Linked DNA regions of Homo sapiens: region 1 is linked to region 2. Evidence: chromatin contacts called from ENCODE Hi-C data. All regions are on one chromosome and are shown on one strand. The core of a region is the stretch at or near the end of the contact, and the rest is flanking DNA. Distances in the headings are between cores, read along the strand shown. Region 1 holds the start of LINC02090 (long intergenic non-protein coding RNA 2090). Region 2 overlaps GAS7 (growth arrest specific 7).

The links. Hi-C counts contacts between places; a loop is a spot of excess contacts on that map. Pooled maps may share reads with other maps.
Region 1: a loop to region 2 is called in a map with no recorded cell type, with 9 times the contacts of the local background. The contact joins the promoter of LINC02090 here to the enhancer-like site in region 2. A Hi-C loop is called at or near these places in 4 of 37 single-sample maps with no recorded cell type and 3 of 50 pooled maps.

The regions. Positions count from the first base shown.
Region 1 is chr17:16,984,585-16,991,157 of GRCh38, reverse strand. It overlaps LINC02090 (long intergenic non-protein coding RNA 2090), which reads right to left and starts at 2,829. Exons shown (of 3, transcript NR_146886.1): 1 at 2,635-2,829; 2 at 2,108-2,243; 3 at 982-1,049. RefSeq lists enhancers at 2,487-2,706, 3,339-4,169.
Region 2 is chr17:10,040,574-10,047,996 of GRCh38, reverse strand. All of the region lies in intron 1 of GAS7 (growth arrest specific 7), which reads left to right. Among named protein-coding and RNA genes, the nearest start is that of RCVRN, 140 kb to the right of the region's middle. RefSeq lists enhancers at 21-190, 689-868. Within about 2 kb of position 5,256, at least 5 of the 41 ENCODE cell types and tissues checked have a DNase peak (open chromatin) inside an H3K27ac peak, as active enhancers do.

The DNA.
Region 1 (6,573 bases), core at 1,580-4,079, 6.9 Mb before region 2:
TGTGGGGTGTGTGGGGTGTGTGTTTGGGGGGTGTGCCTGTGGAGTATGTGAGTGTGTGTGGGGTGCCTGTGGGGTGTGTGGGGTGTGTGTTTGGGGGGTGTGCCTGTGGAGTATGTGAGTGTGTGGGGGGTGCCTGTGGGGTGTGTGGGGTGTGTGTGTTTGGGGGGTGTGCCTGTGGGGTGTGTGAGTGTGTGGAGAGTGTGCCTGTGGGGCGTGTGGGGTGTGCATGTAGGGTGTGTGTGAGTGTGTGTGAGAATCAGAGTGTGTGAGTGTGGTGCATGTGTGAATGTGTGTGGGGGTGTGTGTGTGTGTGTGTGAGTGTGCATATACCTGAGCTCTTTCGGCTAGAATGGGAGGCTTTCTGATGAGGTGATATTTGAGATATCTGACTGAAGCAGTGGGGGGCAGGGGGATGACCGGGGGCGTTGGGGAAGAGCATTCTGAGCAGAGGGAACAGCAGCTGCAAAGGCCGCAAGCAGGCCCTGCCTGATGTGTTTGGGGAACCTAGGCTGGGGTGGAGAGAGCCAGGGGGGAGGACAGAGAGGCAGTAGAGGCAGGGCAGGCAGGGCCTCCAGGCCAACAAAGGCTGGTGAGCTTTATTCTGAGCAATCCCTGTGCATTCCAACAGAGTTAACCCATAAACACTTCCCAGAGACTCCTGGAGCTTAGAGGAAGGACAGATGGCTTCAGGCTTGGGGCAGAGTGGAGGAGAGCAGCCAAGACAGGATGTAGTGTGATTGGGCTGGGAGGCAGGAGATGACATTGAGAGAGTGCCTCTGAGCAGGGAGGTTCCCTGAAGACCTTTCTGCAGCTGGGCACCCGCCCCTGGGCACCTGTCCCTGGATACCCTTCCCTGACATGTTGACCATGTTGACCAAAGTGAGATTGGGCTTCGCCCTCCTGGCAGCTCCATCACCATGGCCAGTTTTGGCTCAGTGCCTGTGATGGAACTTTCTGGGATGGTTGGAGGCGGTCTGCATCCATGCTGTCCAGAAGGCAGCCACAAAGCACAAGTGCACTGCTGAGCACCTGAAATGTACCTGATGGGGCTGAGAAGCAAGATTTTAAGTTTAAATCTCCACAAGACACTAGCAGCCACTTGTAGCATGCGAGCTGCATGAACGGATTCTGCCGCATGGCTCCTCCTTGGCTTTAGCCAGGTAGCACTCAGGTCAGCGCTACCCATCAGGGCCTTGCCTCATTGACTTCTGCCATGCCCAAAACCAGCTGTTTGGTCTGGGCCACACAGAGGCCCCACGGCTGACTCACCACACCCCTCATCCTGAGTGAGCGGTCAGCAGATCTTTCCTTTCCACTGAGAACGTGAGTTTCAGCGTGCACAGGAGTCTTGGTCTTGGCTGCCCAGTTAGTCACGTGGCCGCCCTAAACATCTGCTCCTCCTGTGCCAGGAGTGGAAGGAGCAGCTCAAAACCAAGCCCCATGCCACAGCAGGTGGGCCCACCTGAGATTAGCACCTCCCTTTCCACCAGGAGCCAAGAATACCCAGGTTGCTCATTTGAACCCATATGGTGAAGTTTCTCTCTCTCTCTTACTCTCTCGCTCTCGCTCTTGCTCTCTCTCTCTCTGTAATTTATTCTGTAATTTCGGTTTTCAAAAACAAAACCCTTCCATAGTACAAAGTTCTCAGACTGGGTGCTGTCTCCAGTGAGTTCCTTGTAAAACAAATACGTGTTGCTTGTGGTTGTACAAGTTGCACAGCTACGCCAGGAGGAAGTAGACAGCTGTGAACGAGCTGGGGCCACACCTGCTTTGTGGTGGGGCTGTCCCTTGCATCCTAGGATGGTTGGGAACATCCCTGGCCTCTACCCCCAGATGCCAGTAGCAATCCCTCCCACCCCCATCATTGAGACACCCCAGATGTCCCCAGCATGGCCACATGTCTCCTGACAGTGAAGGCAGAAGCACTTTGGTTGAGAACCGCTGGTGCAGAGCAGAAATGGCCTGATGAGAAGAGGGATGAGAGGCTGAGGTGCCTGCAGTCTCCCCTCTGTGTGTCTCCAATCCACTTTTGTGTTTTACATATGTAGGGAGGCATTATGAACAATGTCTAGTGCTATGTTGGGGTCCGTGTTTAAAATGTACTTACGTGCAGCTGTGCTCTGCCCTGCCTGTCCGCGCTCGTTGCTGTGTGGCTTGTGTCTTTGACCTGTTCTGTGATGCTCCATTACAAGAGCACATTGCATCACATTCATCCCTTTCCCGGTTACTATATCAGGCAGGACCTGGGCAGGAAACAGTGGTGCGGTCAACATGAAAAAGAGCTGAATGGACAGACTTTAGCAAAGCGTAGGCAGGGCTGACAAAAACAGTGCCACGTTGTCTTCCTGGGGTTCATGGTTTCAGATGCTGCTGCAGGGACTGTCTCTGCTCATGGCTCCTAGTGTCCATGTGCAGAAGCATCTCCAAAGGCCCTTGCAAGGGGACTCACTGGGGCCAGGTTATCCACAAACACCGTGATACTCAAAATCTAGTTTTACCCTAAGGAGGTAGGGGATGACTCTTTGGATCTAGAAGTGAAGGCACCTCCTAAGGGAATTTATCCTGAGTCACCTCCTCCTGGCAACTCACCCAAGGACTCCCCATGGGGCTTCCTCACACAGAGATATCCCCTACCATAGGAAAAAGACTCCTGGGTCCGGCCTCAGCTCCCTCTCGTTGGCTGTGCCTGTGTTTCTCACTCATCTGGCCAACCCACAGAAGTGGGTGGAGCCGGGTCTGTGCTGGGCTCTGGGGAGCATCTGACGAGTCACTGCAGAAGCAGCACTTTCTGCAGGAAGAACAGAAGTGTCTGCCTGTCTCTCACTTCCTTTTTGGGGCCTGGGAGGGTTGGCCTGTGAGTGGCCAGCTGCTATTTATGGGGCTCGACTGCTCTGTGTGAAACCCCAGTCTCTCTCGAGAGGGAAGAGTAGTGGGAAAGGGTGGTGCCAGGTGACATTGCCCCTGGTCTGGGGTACAATCAGCCCAGGTGCAGCGGTCACAACGTCAGAGTAGGGGGTGTAGCTCAGGGGTAGAGCATTTGACTGCACAACGTCAGAGTGAAACCCATCTAGGTCAGGATGGACGTGATGGGTTTCCTAACAAATCAACTCTGTGTTCCTTGTATTTGTAGACGCTCAGTGTATAGAGTGGGCTTTTAGTTGGGTGACCACATTCCAACCCCCCTGATTTGGACAGAAGGGGAAACTGAGGCCCACAGAGGCTAAGTGCCTAGTCTGAGGTCACATGCTGAGCTTGGGACATCAAGAGGACTAGAGTCCATAGTCTGGACTCTCATTCTAGTGCTCTGCCTTTTCATGGGGGTGGCAGGGTCACCCGTTTGGCGCAAAATTAAGCTGAGTTTCAAAGGCCACTGAGCATCTTCCCCAGCCCCAGCCATTCTCAGGGTCCTGGGAGGAGGACAACTGTCTCCTGTATTGTCTTGAACCCCTGGTGGATGGGCGGGGCAGGGGGTAGGAAGGGGCAGAGAAGGGGCTGTCCAGATGTGACACATCTGGAGTCTCCACATCTGCCCCAGGGGTGATGAACAGAGCTGCCCTCTCCCGCCTGTTCATGGTGGCCTTCGGTCATCTTTAGTTTTGTACCACCCGGGTTGCTTTTGGGTGTGCCTTGTGACCTGTTCTCGCTGGAATGAAATGGCCTGTGCATTCCTCCCTTCCTCCTCCTCCCTCTCCACCTCCCTCCCTCCCTCCTCCCCCATACGTGTACTGAGCCCATACTCTGTGCCCCTTGCCTTTGAGATGAATGGCCGGGGCTGTCCTAACTGAGGAGGCAAGATTTGGGCAAGCTTCCTGGGAGGCAAGCAGTCACCCAAGCACACATCTGGGCAGAGAGCATTCCAGGCAGCGGAACAGCACAGAGGGGAAGTTGTCAGCATTGGCCTGGTGTGAGCAGGGGAGAGTGGCAGAGGGCTCAGGGAGAGAAGGCCCAGGTTCAAGGCCCAGGGCCATTATAAAGATCCAGTGTTTAGTCAGAGCAGCTGGGGAGTGGCAGAGGTTCCTGGGCAGTGGAGGGCTCAGCTGTGGCTCAGGTGCTAACAGAGTACATGGCACCTGGGGGTGGGGGGGCCTCTGAGAAGGGGCTGGTAGGGGGTGGCTTGAAGCAGGCCTGAAGGTGGTAAGTGCTCAGATGATTTTGGTCATATTTTGAACGTAAAGCCAACAGTGTTTGCTAATGGATTGGTGGAAGGGAAGGAGACAGGGAGAGAAAGAGAAGTCAAGGATGACTCCGGGTACTTAGGGCCTGTCTTAGTTTTAGACCCAACCTCACAATTCTGGTGGGCATTGCCCTAATGGGGGCTATCCCTCTGTGGCATTCTTTGAATTCAAGGGGAGGCAGCCATACCCCCAAAGCTCTTGCACTCTGTGTGCCTGCAGAATTAGCAACACATGCATGCTGCCAAGGCTCACAGCTTGCACCCTTTGGAGCAGCAGCCCAAGCCACACCTGGGCCCATTTGAGCCACAGCTGGGGTGGCCAAGGAGCATCGTGCCAAAACACAAGGAGTAGAGACCCAAGGCAGCCAGCCCCTGGCCCATCCCCCCAAATCATTCTGCCCTCAAGCTCCAAGGGCCCTGGGCTTATGATGAGATGAGTCATCCAGATCTCTCAAATCCCTTCAGAGTCTTTCTCCCACTGTCTTGATGAACAGCACCTGGCTTCTTTCTAGCCATACTCATCTCCTTATCACATGGGCTCTTGGCCATACCCTTGGTATTTTCTCCTTAACACACCTTTTTATTCTTTATGCGGCCAGGCTGAGAATTTTCCAAATCTTTGTGTTCTGCTTCGCTTGTGGTTATACATTCCGTCTTTAAATCATTTGTCCTCTCGCATTTTACTATGAGCAGCTAAGAGAGGATGTACAGCATCCTGCACACTTTGCTGCTTAGAGGTTTTTTCTGCCACATATCTAGTTCATTAATTTTTCAATTTTTTTTTTGTTTTTTTGATACAGGGTCTCACTCTGTCACCCAGGCTGGAGTGCAGTGGCACGATCATAGCTCACTATAGCCTTGAACCCTTGTGTTCAAGTGATCCTCCTGCCTCAGCCTCCTGAGTAGCTGGGTCTACAGACATATGCCACCATGCCTGCTAATTTTTTAAAAATTTTGTAGAGACAGGGTCTTCTTATGTTGCCCAGGTTGGCCTTGAACTCCTAGCCTCAAATGATCCTCCTGTCATGGCCTCCCAAAGTGCTAGGATTACAGGCATGAGCCACTGTGCCTAGTCATAGTTCATCACTCTTAAGTTCTGCCTTCCATGAAGTCCTAGCACATGGACATAATTCAGCCCAGTTCTTTTCCACTCTGGAACAAGTATCACTTTCCCTCCTGTTTTTAATACCCTGTTCCTCATTTCCATCTGAGACCTCATCAGAATGGCCTGTACTGTCCATATTTCTACCAGCATTCTCTTCATGAACACTCAAGTAATCTCTAAGGAGATTCCAGCTTTCCCTACAGCTGTCCTCTTCTGAGCCCTCACTAGGATCACCCTCAATGGGCTGTTCATGGCAATACAGGCTCTTCCTGGCATGCACTTCCATCCTGTCCCAGCCTCTGCCCATTACTCAGTTCCAAAGCTGCTTTCACGTTTTTAGGCGTTTGTTACAGCAGCCACATTCTGGGTACCAATATTTGCCTTGGTCCATTTTGTGCTGCTGTAACAGAATTCCCGAGATTGGGTAATTTACATAGAATAGGAATCTATTTCTTACTGTTCTAAAGGCTGGAAGTCCAAGATCAAGGTGCCAACATTTGGTGTGGACCATCTTGCTGGATCCTCACATGACAGAAGGTGGAAAGACAAAAAGGGATGAACTGAGCCCTCACATGGTGGAAGAGCAGGAGAATGGAGAGCCCATTCCCACAAGCCTCTTTATAGCAGCATTAATCCATTCCTGAGGGTGGAGCCCTCCTGACCTGACACCTCCCCAAAGACCACACCTCCTAACACTGTTGCATTGGGGTTTAGGTTTCCAACACATGAATTTTGGGGGACACATTCAGACCACAGCAGGGCCTGGGCCACCAGAAGAATGGATGCCAGCCTCTGAGACCAGGATGGCTGAGACACAGCAGGTCGTGGAGCTGAAGTAGACGCTTACTTTGGTGAAGCTGTGCTAAGACTGAGATGCCCGCTAGGAATCCTAGAGGAGACACAGAGGAGGCCAATGGATCCTCAGTTCTGAAGCCCAGGAGGCCCAGACTGCAGATAGGGATTTGGGTGCTGTCACTGAACACAGGCCAAGTGTATTAGGGTTCTCCTGAGAAACAGAACCAGTTGTGTGTGTGTGTGCATGTGTGTGTGATAGAGAGAGAGAGAGAGGAATTGGCTCAGGTGACTGTGGGGCTTGTGGATCTGAAATCTGCAGGACAGACCATCAGGCTGGCCACCCAGGAAAGAGCTGATATCGCAGCTCAAGCCTGAAAGTGTTCTGGAGACAAAATTCCCTCTTCCCCGGGGGAACCATAGGCCTTTTCTTGTAAAACCTTTTAATGGCTGGATGAGATCCACCCACATTTCGGGGCAATCTGCTTTTCTTTTCTTTTCT
Region 2 (7,423 bases), core at 4,007-6,506:
TTTGCAATTCATTATTAATTTTATTAATACTTGATAATTTTAATTGCAATTGGTTATTAAGTTTAACCTATTCTGGTCTTTAATAATGGAATATTTTTAAACATATATGTTACATAGACTCTTGATTTCCTTGCTTTTTGTCCTTTGCAATTTGGGGACACTTTTCCTGTTAGCCCCGCAAGTCACTGATTTAAATGTTTATATTTGCAGTTACCCACAACTACAACTAAATATGGATTTAAATGAGCAATTTTTATATAATCCTCACCTCGTCCACTATCTTCTTTGTCATCCTTTTTATTCGAACTGCTTTTTTTTTCCTGTTATGATTTGCTGTTCCTCTTTCAAAGAAATCACAGCTTCTTACATTCTGACAGTTTCCTGACAGTTTTTCTTCTGAATGATTTTCTGAGACGTGCTCTTCCTTTGTGCTTTCAGGATGGTGTTTCCTCACCCTGCTTTTGCATATTTCCCCTCTTTATGCATTCTTGACACGGCAGGATCTATGTAAACGTGGCATGTACCAACAGAAAGTATCGACTGTCACTAGCCTTGGCACACTGTCGGCTTGGGGGAAGGTTGACTTCCCCTCACAGCTACCTGCCTGTAGGGTTCGATGGTGCACCCATCTCTCAGTCCAGTTTCTGTTTTCGAATTGGCCTTTGCCTGGTGAACTGTCACGTTACTATCTGGTCCTCTGATACTCCGAATTGATGGAGAACATGAAAACTCACAGTTCCTGGGGTCTCTTCTCAATGCCCTGCAGCCAGGGCATTGGCTGGGCTTGGCCTGTAGCATCTGTACCTTTCCGAACAGTGAGCACCCCTCCCACGCCCCTTGTTCTACCCTGCACTTCCTGCTCTCTTGTTTTCTGGGACTTGCTGTACCTAAATGGATGATGGGCAGTCCTCTCAGACAGCATCTGTGCTGAGAGGAGAGGGCTGGCTGCTCAGTGTTCAGGTCAGTGCAAATCCTGCATCTCAAATTAGAGACATGGAGTGGCAGAGGCATGAAGTGCAGCTCAGATTATGGGCAGAGAGTGGTGAAGGTGTGAAGTCTTATTTCCCCTTTTACAACTCATCTTGGTTTGCAAGATTTTCTTTTCTTTTCTTTTCTTTTCCTTTTCTTTTCTTTTTTCTTTTCTTTTCTTTCCTTCCTTCCTTCCTTCCTTCCTTCCTTCCTTCCTTCCTTCCTTCCTTCCTTCCTTCCTTTCTTTCTTTCTTTCTCTTCTTTCTTTCTTTTCTTTTCTTTTTTTTTTTTTGAGACAGAGTCTTGCTCTGTCACCCAGGCTGGAGTGCAGTGGCGTGATCTCGGCTCACTGCAACCTCCGACTCCCAGGTTCAAGCAATTCTCCTGCCTCAGACTCCTGAGTAGCTGGGACTACAGGTGCCCGCCATCAAGCCTGGCTAATTTTTGTATTTTTAGTAGAGACGAGGTTTCACTATATTGGCCAGGCTGGTCTGGAACTCCTGACCTCATGATCTGCCCGCCGAGGCGGGCAGTGTGCTGGGATGACAGGTGTGAGCCACCGCGCCCAGCGGTTTGCAAGATTTTCTGCATTTCCTTCATTGGCCTCATGGTTCTCGAGTTTTTTTTTTTTTCCTCCGATTCTGTTTGTCATTTTTGGATTTTGTTTTTAAGATTGGATGAGTTATTTCCTGTTCTTTTCCTCTTATTGCTGGTTTGATAGGCAGTGTCCTGGGGCAGCTGTCAGATGCTTCTTACAGGGAAGTCCCCTGCATCTCCTTTTGCCATGCCCTTAATCTCCCAGAGATTCAGTCACACGCCGGGTACCGTGTTCCTGTCGTTGTGGGGACGTAGTCAGTAGAGAATTCAAGTTCAGTTTTCTGGATTAAAAAAAAGAATCTCCAGAACCACTTTGTGGATGCTGCATGGTGACTTGATGTGTAGCCAGAGACAGTGTTTCTCAAAGTGTGCTGAGTTTCCAACTAAGGATCCGTGAGATAATTTTAGATCATGTGGAGATGACAGTTTTAAAGTTATATTTATTTTAGTGTGTAGTAGAAAGAAACCAAATCAAATCTGTGATTTCATAGATATTATTGCTTAGGGCCAGACTACATTTCAGTGGGATATAAGTCAGTTCGAAAAAAATATTGAGTAAATAATAGTGCGGCTGGTACACAGTGATGGATGGAACAAGGTGTCACAGTGGGATATGAATGACTGCAGGAAGGGGAAACCAAGCTGTGGGATCTCTTAGAATCAGGGCTGTTTGGAGGCCTTTTCAACTGGGTGCCGTTTCTGATATGTCCACTTGATACTTGGGAATTTTTTTTGAGATAGCGTCTCACTCTGTCGCCTAGGCTGGAGTGCAATGGCGCGATCTCAGCTCACTGCAATCTCTGTCTCCTGGGTTCAAGCAATTCTCCTGTCTCAGCCTGCTGAGTAGCTGGGATTACAGGCGACCACCACCACACTCAGCTAATTTTTATATTTTTAGTAGAGACGGGGTTTCACCATGTTGGCCAGGCTGGCCTTGAACTCCTGACTTCAGGTGATCCACCTGCCTCGGCCTCCCAAAATGCTGGGATTACAGGCGTGAGCCACCACACCCGGCCAATACTAGGAATCTTTTATGGGGTGGGACACATAGAAATTTTATAAGGGTCCTAGGACTCTACCATGATATGTACAAGAAACTGGCTGCAGTCACCTCACGGGAGCCCTCTGCCCAGCACAGCCCTTGGTCTGGAGCCAGCCACAGTCTATGGCCTGTCCTCTTTCTTGTTCTCTTCTTTAATGGCATCTTATCTAAAGATCTTGCTTCCCTTTGCATCCTATGCTCATAGGTCCTTGTGTGCCTGTGATCCAAGTCTACACCCATCACTCTTCCATATTTCTCTTTCCAAGATAAATGAGACACACCCTTTCTGTATTCAGCGAGCATTTTCTTTGGCATCTCACTTGGACACTTTTTTTTTTTTTTTTTTTTGAGATGGAGTCTCGCTCTGTCGCCCGGGCTGGAGTGCAGTGGCACGATCTCTGCTCACTGCCAAGATGAAGTGATTCTCCTGCCTCAGCCTCCCTAGTAGCTGGGATTACAGGTGCCCACCACCATGCCCAGCTAATTTTTTGTATTTTCAGTAGAGATGGAGTTTCACCATGTTAGCCAGGATGGTCTCCATCTCCTGACCTCATGATCCGCCCGCCTCGGCCTCCCAAAGTGCTGGGATTACAGGCGTGAGCCACCGCGCCTGGCCGGACACTCTTAACTACAGTTGACCCTCAGACAATGGATTTGAACTGCACAGATCTACTTATATGTGGATTCTTTTCAATTAATATATTGGAAAATATTTTTGGAGATTTGTGATAATTTGAAAAAAATTGAAGACAGACTACCTAGTCTAGAAATACCAAAAAAATTTAGAAAATGTTAGACATGCCGTGAATACATAAAATATATTCGATACTAGTTTATCATTTACTACCACAAAATACATACAAATCTACAGAAAGTTAAAATTTTTAAAATTTTACCCACACAAACACTCAGACTGTGTATGGCACCATTCATATTTAAGCAAAATGTAAACAAAGGCAAAGATGTAGTATTAATCATAACTGCATAAAACTAGCCATAGTATATACTGTAGTAACTTCATGGCCACCCCTAGTTGTTATTGCAGTGAGCTCAGGTGTTGAGAGCATCGGCTTGTCATGTGATGCTGATCAGCCCTGGATGAACAGTTCATCACTCCAGTAAATTGGGTATCGCAGTAAAATGTAAGCCCTCACTGTTCTATGTATTTTTCATCATGTTTAGTGCAATGCCATAAGCCTCGAATAACACCATGGGACCCATAGAGTGTGCCACTAGTGATGCTGAAAGCATTCCCCAGAAGCAGAGAAAAGTCCTGACATTACAAGAAAAAGTTCAATTGCTTGTCAGGTACCGTAGACTGACGTCTGCAGCTGCTGCTGCCACCATTTCAAAGGTTTCATCTTTTAAACAGATGATGTAAACTTATGGCATCAGTAAATACAGTACAGTACTGTAGGTGTATTTTCTCTTTCTTATGATTTTATTTATTTATTTAGAGACAGGGTCTCACTCTGTTGCCCAGGCTGGAGTGCAGTGGAGCAATCTTGGCTCACTACAGCCTCAACTTCCAGGGTTCAAGAATACTCTTGCCTCAGTCTGCCTAGTAGCTGGGTCTACAGGCATGCACCATGCCAGGTTAATTTATTTTTATTTTTTATCTTCACTTATTTTTGTAGAGATGGGCTCTCACTCACCAGACTGCCCAGGCTGGTCTCGAACTCCTGGGCTCAAGCCATCCTCCCACTTCAGCCTCCCAAGGTGTTGGGATTATAGGTGTGAGCTACTGTGCCCGGCCCCTTATGATTTTCTTAACATTTTATTTTTCTCTAGCTTACTTTAGGAATAAAGTCTGTAATATGGATAACATACAGAATACATGTTTATCAACTGTTTAGGTTATCGCTAAGGCTTCTAGTCAGCAGTAGGTTGTTAGTAGTTAACTTTTGAGGGAGTCAAAAGTTAGGTACAGATTTTCAACCACATGGGGAGATGGGGGTTAGCACCTCTAAACCCTCGTGTTGTTCAAGGGTCAGCTGTACTTATTTCTTCTTGTATCCCCCCTCTTCATTTGGTTTCTCTGCCTGATTCTCAGAACTCACATCGTTCATTCCCCATGTAGCCCCTGAGTGTTGAGCACTAGTCTGGTTAGAGGTGAAAAAGATGAAGACCTGGTTCTTGCCTTTGAAAGTCTTGGAGAGGGGCCCTGGGGGTGTTGCATGCACTAATGAAAGGCACAGGAGAGGGAGGGATTGGGCCTGAGGCATGCTGGGGGAGAATAATTCTTCTCCCACTGCTTAAGCAAGAGCATGCCCCAAGGTTCAGCTCAAGGTCCTTTCTTTCTCTGTGAACTCCTTGTCAGCCTGTAGGATCTCACCACCATCTCTGAGCAGATGCCTCCAGCTCCAGCTCCATGTGCCAAGGGCCAGACTCACCCCTACTCCCCACCGAACACTTTGAACTTGGATCCATGGTCAACAGACTCTACTGCATCCCCCTAAACTGGCTGTCACCATAGCCACATCTCTTCGAGTTACTGGTTCGAACTTCTGTCATTTCCTTCCGAATCAACTTCGCTGTCTCTCATTTCCTTATGTCCCGTCCTTTATCAAACCTTATTCTGCTTCGTACATCATGTTCCTCGGGCTCCAGTCAAGCCCTTGTTTTTTATCCCTGCTGTGAGGCAAGTTCTTTATCTTTTGGGAAGCCTCCCTGTACCATCCCAGCCAAGAGTGACCTCGCCCTCCTCTGGATTCTGAAAGCTCTTATTGTCTGCCAGCTTATCACATAGCATTTGGCACTGTTGAAGACTCCTTTGATACTTATTCCTTTTTTTTGCCCATGTTTGCGACTTAGCTTCCGAATTTTAGGAGTCAGGTCCTACATACAATACCTGCCTGCATCCCACACAGGATTCAGGAAAGGGTAGTTAGTAACTATTAGTTGGTTGATTGATCATGCAGACAGGGGGCCACGTATGGAGGAAGGGGGCGTCCCTGAGACCCTGTACCCTAGAGACTGCTTGGGCTGATGAATAATTTTTCCGTTCATGACTGTGAAGCAGTTACAAAAGTGAGTCATCACCCTACCCAGATGTGTTTTCTTATTAATTATCTTTTTTTTTTTTTTTTTTTTTTTGACGGAGTCTCGCTCTGTCACCCAGGCCGGAGTGCGGTGGCACTATCTCAGCTCACTGCAACCTCTGCCTCCCAGGTTCAAGTGATTCTACTGCCTCAGCTTCCCAAGTAGCTGGGACTACAGGCACGTGCCACCACGCCCAGCTAATTTTCGTATTTTTAATAGAGACAGGATTTCACAATATTGGCCAGGCTGGTTTTGAACTCGTGACCTCATGATCTGCCCGTCTTGGCTTCCCAACGTGCTAGGATTACAGGCATGAGCCACCGTGCTCGGCCTATTAATTATCATTTTAAGACAACCCAATTCATCCTACAGAGGACAAGGGCCTACAGCAAATAAGGCCTATTTTGGTTGACAGTTTTCAACTTGACTGAAACGAAAAAAATAATAAGAGGGTTGGTCTTATCTGATGCCGTTGAACTCAGGAAAACTCAGGTTGGTGGAAATATCATCAGTCTTTTTGCTTTGGGATCACGGATTCTCTGCTGTCTGCCGTTCGTGTGTGTGGCTTCATATGTAGCAACCTATCTATTTGCAGAGGCCACAAGGAGAGACCAGTAGCGTGTTTTTCACGGCCAACGCTAATCACTAAGGATGGTTAATAAAGGAAAACCAAAGTGACTTCTGGATTGAGATGCTAGGATGAACCCAAACAGTAAACCCTTAGAATGTATTCGTGAGTCTTCCATACTCTGAGAGATTAACTTTGGGGAATCCTAAAGAATTAAATGTCTGCAGGACTAGTGTGTTCTGCTGAGGTCAGGCCACAGCAGATCAGCCTCCTGGTTTGTAATGGCCCGGAAAGGTCCCTTGCCCTTGGCTGGGGGCCCTACTGGGATTTGCAATGACAGTGATTTCTGTGTGTTGCCTGGAGTGATGCATTGTTGTCTGTGATTGTATCTGTTCGTCTGTGTGATGCAATGTCAAAGTGGTGTCGGAGACGGCTGTTAATGTTTAACAGCATCAAAACTGTCCCCTCTTTGCTGTTACAAAACTGAGGAGTCACAGGCTATGAAAGCTTTCATGGCCATTTTAATTTCACAAACCTGTAAGGACTGAAGGTGAAGGTCTTGGCCATCTAGGTTCAAATGAAGTTTTGCTTTTACCTTCTTCTTTTTTTTTTTTTTTTTTAGGCAGTCTTGCTCTGTCACTCAGGCCGGAGTGCAGCTGCACGATCTTGGCTCACTGCAACCTCTGCCTCCTGAGTTCAAGCAATTCTCCTGTCTCAGCCTCCCTGGTAGCTGGGATTACAGGCGCACACCACCACGCCTGGCTAATTTTTGTATTTTTAGTAGAGGTGGGGTTTTGCCATGTTGGCCATGCTAGTCTCAAACTCCTGACCTCAGGTCATCCACCTGCCTCGGCCTCCCAAAGTGTTGGGATTACAGGTGTGAGCCACCGTGCCCGGCCCGCTTTTACCTTCTTATGGGTGAGAGCCCATCTCCAAGAACAGAAAAGTATCTTGGTCCTGTCTATTTCTGTAGCATGTCTGACCTCAAAAGCGAGTGTGTGGATTCGTCACCCGGCCTCTCCTCCCACACTGCAGAGAGAAGATGCAAATAACTCAGCTGCCGGTGGGGGACTCCCCACCGCTGGATGTGATGCTCTTGCCTCCTCTTCATGGCTGGTTTGGGACCATTTTGCAAGTGTAGGCTTGAGCATTGCCTTTCTCTTGTTTTTATGATGGGTGAGAGGGGGGAGAGAGAAAGAAGGTGG